Regions from separate parts of the Homo sapiens genome. Here region 1 is linked to region 2. A link is a loop called in an ENCODE intact Hi-C map of the cell type or tissue named here. Cell type or tissue: heart left ventricle. All regions are shown on one strand. Links, peaks and the distances in the headings refer to the core of each region. The heading gives the core; the rest is flanking DNA. Region 1 overlaps MSI2 (musashi RNA binding protein 2). Region 2 overlaps MSI2 (musashi RNA binding protein 2).

What was found. A loop is a pair of places that touch in the nucleus more often than their neighbours do. Peaks named below come from ENCODE experiments on the same cell type or tissue, not always from the same donor. Only the 100,000 strongest peaks of a DNase experiment are listed, where the experiment ranks them.
Region 1: it touches region 2 in a loop (1.8-fold over the local background); 1 of 110 quality-filtered maps calls a loop at or near these places.

The regions. Positions count from the first base shown.
Region 1 is chr17:57,472,045-57,474,950 of GRCh38, forward strand. The region is part of intron 6 of MSI2 (musashi RNA binding protein 2); the gene reads left to right. Among named protein-coding and RNA genes, the nearest start is that of MSI2-AS1, 130 kb to the right of the region's middle. RefSeq lists an enhancer at 1-765. In heart left ventricle, for the core only: no CTCF peak of the experiment used is centred there; a DNase peak (open chromatin) is centred at 1,485; H3K4me3 peaks cover 299 bases; H3K27ac peaks cover 1,265 bases.
Region 2 is chr17:57,573,007-57,575,912 of GRCh38, forward strand. All of the region lies in intron 7 of MSI2 (musashi RNA binding protein 2), which reads left to right. LOC107984993 (a long non-coding RNA gene) reads left to right here. Exons shown (of 2, transcript XR_001752947.3): 2 at 1-1,822. Among named protein-coding and RNA genes, the nearest start is that of MSI2-AS1, 34 kb to the right of the region's middle. In heart left ventricle, for the core only: no CTCF peak of the experiment used is centred there; a DNase peak (open chromatin) is centred at 1,173; H3K27ac peaks cover 1,145 bases.

The sequences.
Region 1 (2,906 bases), core at 102-2,601, 100 kb before region 2:
GGGCGTGCCCTTGCTGACACAGGGGGCGAGGGTGAGAGGCTCAGCAGGGTGTTGGAGTTGCTGCCGGTTCCTGCCTGTGAGTGGGCCTTGCTTTAAGCAAGGTTGAGAGCCGAAATAATGGATGCCTATGAAAGACAAATTAGGAGGGGATTATCATCTCACAAAAGAAGGCTTCTAAAGTCAACTCACGAACACTCAGAGTGAGAGCTGGTTCATGGACTGCCTGGCAGGCACACCTATGCTCAGTCCAGGGACCGGCCTCCTTGTGGCAGGGGGCAGGGCGAGCTCAGGGGCTGTGGCCCTGCCTGCTTTCCCTAAGGGCTCTTCTGGGGAGGAGCCCTGCAGATCAGATCCCCTTAGTGAAGGAGTAGTGACTGGGGGGTCCCAGAAGACAAAAAACCTAGCCATAGTAGGCAGGGGGAGGGGCAATGCCTTCTGACCCCTAATTGAAGGTGATGGGAAGGGAGGGGGCCAGTGTCCTAGAGACTGGGGACTTCCTTTGGGGCCAACCCCATCTGGGCTCGAATCCTAGCTCTGCTGCCAACTGGCCTCATGACCTTGAGCAAGCCCCTTAATGTTTCTGAGCTTTATTTTGCTCATCTGTAATATGGGGATGATACTAGTGGTAATAATAATAGCTGTTGTTATTGCGTTGCTGTGCGCTGTGTGAAACACTCAGCGTGGATCCTGGTACGTCGTAAACACTATGTGGTGGTGGCTGTTGTTATTTGTCCCGTCACACGGAGCTACCTTCTACCCTGCAGCAAGTTCTGCTTTCCTGAACCTTTTCCCTACTCACAGGGCACACTATCCATCATTGAGTTTTCCCAACAAGCCACTTTTCTTTTCTTTCTTTTTTTTTTTTTGGATGGAGCCTTGCTCTTGTCGCCCAGGCTGGAGTGCAATGGTGTCATCTCGGCTCACTGCAACCTCTGCCTCCCGGGTTCAAGTGATTCCCCTGCCTCAGCCTCCTGAGTAGCTGGGATTACAGGCGCCTGACACCATGTCTAGCTAATTTTTGTACTTTTAGTAGAGACGGGGTTTCACCATGTTGGCCAGGCTGGTCTTGAACTTCTGACCTCAGGTGATCTGCCCGCCTCAGCCTCCCAAAGTGGGATTGCTGGCGTGAGCCACCGCGCCTGGCCTTCCACTTTTCTTTAAATGTCCTTTGAAGCTAACAGGCGGATCACCTTCCCTCCCAGAAGCTCGGGGCTGCCTGCTTGGGGATTTGCCCATGTATTTTGTCTGTAATGCATAATATATATGCGTGTGTGAGTATGTGTGCATAGGTCCCCCCACACGGATGTATATATAACTCATTCCCCAAAGAGAGATTTATTTCAAGGCACAAATGCTTCTAGTTAGCTTCTGTGTGGATCTGATCCAGCCCAGAGCCTTTGCCATGAGTAGAATTCATTGACGGCAAAAAGAAATGAAAACAAACATTCCCTGACATGGGGCATTTCCGTCGGGGGGCCTCTGGGAATTCTCCTCCTCTATTAAAATATCTACCAAATTGGACAGAGAAACTTGGCAGCCACAGCCTGAGCTACTTAATTGTTTCTGTGGGGAGGGTATGGGCAGAAGCTATGCACTGGCCTCTCTTCCGGAACCTTCCTCTCACCACTGAAGTGCAGGAGGATGGGGCTCTTCGAGAACAGAGGATGTTTGGTTGCCCCTGGAATCCAGCTACTACCCACCTTGTCTGGACAGGTGCCGAGGGATGGTGAGGGGAGAGTGCCTGCTCCCTGACCCTCTGCAAGCAGCTCTTTGTAAAGTTTGCAGGGGAAGGTGGCCAGTGGCTGGGAACTCACATTCCTGAGATGGTCTGCAGCCTTCCGCTTAGCCCCAGCAGACTGAATATGAATGTGGTTTTGATCACAACCAGCTGATGGGAGCTGACCCAGACTTATTATGATTTTGCTGTTTTTTTCGGTTTTGTTTTTCCTTCTCCCTCCTCTTCTTTATGGGGAAGATGTTTCTTGAATGAATTTGCTTCAGGGGACAGAGTTCAGGACGGAGGCAGATGAGGGGATATAGGAACTCTCACGCGAAGTTGGGGGTATTTGCTGATCTGCAGCACCCAGGGCTTTTTCCTCCCTCTCTCCTCTTAAAAATGGGCCACCGGTACTGTTTCCTGGGGCCTCTAGATGTGCACTGGTATTCATAGCAGTTGGGTCTAGACGTGCTCATTTATTCAGCATCTCATTTAATCCTTCTGCAAGGTAGTTATAATAATTTTCATTGTACCCATCTGGAAGCTGAGTCCCGGTGAAGTCGAACATCCCCCACAAAATGACAGAGCTTGTAAGTGGCAGAGCTGTTCAACTCATGCAGACCAGGCTCCAAGCCAGGGCTCCTCCACCTCAGCACTACTGACGTTGGGGGCCAGATGATTCTTTGTCGTGGGCACTGTCCTGTGCATTGTAGGAAGTTGCGCAGCATCTCTGGCCTTTACTCACTACCTGCCAATAGCATCCCCCACCCCCAGTCATGACAATCAAAAATGTCTTCAGACATTGCCAAGGTCCCCTGGAAAGCAAAATTGCCCCTGGTTGAGAATCACTACCTGAAACCTAAGTCCTTTCTTCTGCCCAGTGCCTGCCCCATGCTGTTACTCTTTGTGGGAATATGACTTTGTGTACTGTTTTTTTGTTGTTTTTTTGTTTTTGTTTTTGTTTTTGTTTTTGTTTGGAGACAGTCTTGCTCTGTCTTCCAGGCTGAAGTGCAGTGGCACAATCTCAGCTCATTGCAACCTCCACCTCCTAAGTTCAAGTGATTCTTCTGCCTCAGCATCCTGAGTAGCTGGGATTACAGGCGTGCACCACCACCCCTGGCTAATTTTCTTGTATTTTTAGTAGAGATGGGGTTTTACCATGTTGGTCAGGCTCATCTCCAAATGCCTG
Region 2 (2,906 bases), core at 218-2,717:
TGGGCACAGTGACCTGGGATGGAGCAGGAGTGCCCCCTCGTAGAGTCCAGATGCACATGTCCAATGGGAAGGCGAGGGCAGTCTCCTAGAATGCCTCTGTGGTGGGCGGTACGGTGTTCATGGGGACCACTTGTCAGTGTCTGCCCTTATTTGTCAGCATTGGTTACTAGTTATTGTAAAGATATTGCCTTACATTTATATTTCCCAAATGCATTGATCCCTATAATGACCTTGAAAAGCAATAATAGCGTTATAATAATATGTAATAATAGTATTAATGACCAGCAACTTCTGCTTATTGATCCCTTAGGATGTGTCGTGCTCTGTGCCAAGTGCCCTCCTACATTATCACTCATTAATAAACCAGGTGGGGAGGCTGTTACTGGGATTTCCATTTTTCAGATTCATTCATTCATTTGACAAATTTTTATTGAGAATAAGTTCTAGGCACAGGGAATTCAGCAGTGAACCACCCAGGCTGAAATCTCTGCCCTCAATGAGGAAGCTGAGCCTGTTGAGGTCACCTGAGTTGCTCAGGGTGATAGAGCCCATAGAGTGAGGCTGGGGATCAACCCCCATCACTCCAGACCTGCTGAGTTCCTGGGCCACCACATTTATCAGCAAGGATAACCGACCAGCCATTGGCCTCTATTATATGGCAGCTTATCCAGGGCTGTGTTAACACTAAGCCTTCCATTTATTTTGGTTGATCTTCCAGGGGCTGATGGAGGAGTGACAGGCTTTAGGGACAGACAGACCTGGGCTTACATCCCAGCTCAGCGACTCCCTGATGGAAGGAGGGCATGGACAGTGACTTGACTTTGCTGAGCATCTGATTCCTCATTTGTCTAACTGGGATAACATTACTTGCCTTGAGGGCGAGGGCAGGCTAGAAGGATTAGATATCATCATATGAAGGGGTTGAGTAGGACTTATAAGCCAAGTACGTGGTGGTGGTTGTGACGATAATGATGACAACCTAATAAGAAGGAAAAGCCAGGCGGGGAAAGGAATATGGCTCATCCTAGAGGAGAACAAGTCAGGAGGTAGCTCTACCCCTCCCTCCCTGGGCTAGGATTTGTCAGTCCCAGGTTGGGAAAGGAACTCCAGCCCCTGCACATCTGTGTCTCCCCAGCCCCACCCCTCATATCCTCCATCCTAGCCCCAGCAATGCCGCTGCTCCTCTGGGGAAAGCTAATGGCCAAGGCATTACTTAACTCCTGGCTTTTCTCCAGCCTTTGCTGAGGCCTCCACCACTGCCAGCTTCTCTCTCGTCACTATTTGGTTATGTTCCTTTACAAGCCAATGAAATAAAATAAGAAAGTCCATTATACCTCTGGTTGGCAGAAAACCAGGAGCTAAGAACCAGAGTGCAAAGGCCCTCATGAGTCTGTAGCACAGGCCATTGGATGGGGATGTCTTCCTTCAGAAGGATGGTGCATGGGCGGGGCAGGGCGGAGAAGCCAGCCCATGGGCCAGTCCACAGAGCCCAGGTCAAGGATGCAATTCTGGGTCCTGTGTCCCCATGGTTGAGCCTCTGGTGGCCACCCCCAGTCTCTCCTAGAAGGTTTCCAGCCTGGATGTGTCAGGCTGGCATGTGTGCCAGGCTGGATGTGTCATATGGGGCACAGCCTTTAGGCGCAGCAGTAGGTGACCCTTTGTAGGGCAAGGGTCTCTCTCTGAGTGTGGGTTCTGTCCTAGCTTTTGCCATCTATCTTCTACCAACTACTGTGGAGCTTCGGTTTCATCAGTCTTAAGAGATGAGCAGGACAGATGGCTCTGCCAGCCTTCAAAGACACAAATTCTGCATTCTCTCTCTCTCTTTTTTTTTTTTTTTTTTTTGAGACGGAGTCTCGCTCTGTCGCCCAGGCTGGAGTGCAGTGGCACGATCTCAGCTCACTGCAAGCTCCGCCTCCCGGGTTCACGCCATTCTGCTGCCTCAGCCTCCCAAGCAGCTGGGACTGCAGGTGCCCACCACCACGCCCGGCTAATTTTTTGTGTTTTTAGTAGAGATGGGGTTTCACTGTGTTAGCCAGGATGGTCTCAATCTCCTGACCTCGTGATCCGCCCACCTTGGCCTCCCAAAGTGCTGGAATTACAGGCGTGAGCCACTGTGCCCGGCCGCATTCTCTTTTTTAACTCCCTCCCCCCGCCACCCCCCGGCTGGAGCAGATCCCTGTTCTGGCTGGTCCCATCCCCTCCACAAGCAGCCCATGGACACTGAAGCTTATTCCTGGAGAGAAAGTGATTGGGAGATCCAGGGTTTTGCCTGGCTTATAGTTTCTGTGGCATCATTTGCCCTAGATGCTCAAACGTCCTATCTTGTCGGTGGAAGTGGCAAAACCACATTTGACACCGCTCTAGGTGGCGGCTCAATGGGAGTGGAGTGCTGCGCATCTCCTGTTTGACCTTTCAGTCGCTGCATGGCTCTTCCAAGCTGCCGCAGCCTGGAGAAATGTGAACTTTCACCAAAGCCTTTGCAAATGAGCTTTTCCAGACAAGGCAGATGGCTTTGTTTGGCCAGGCCTGAGGACCCCGGGATTGACTTCCTTTCTGCTCTTTCTTCTCACTGTCCTCTTACTCCCCTGCACCTCAGACCTTCAGCTAAGCAGATTCCACTCCCCCTGGCCCAGGCTCTGGGTAGAAATTGGAAAAGGAGCCGGGCGCGGTGGCTCAGGCCTGTAATCCCAGCACTTTGGGAGGCTGAGGCGGGTGGATCACGAGGTCAGGAGATCGAGACCATCCTGGCTAACACGGTGAAACCCCGCCTCTATTAAAAATACAAAAAATTAGCCGGGCCTGGTGGCAGGCGCCTGTAGTCCCAGCTACTCGGGAGGCTGAGGCAGGAGAATGGCGTGAATCCAGGAGGCGGAGCTTGCAGTGAGCCAAGATTGTGCCACTGCACT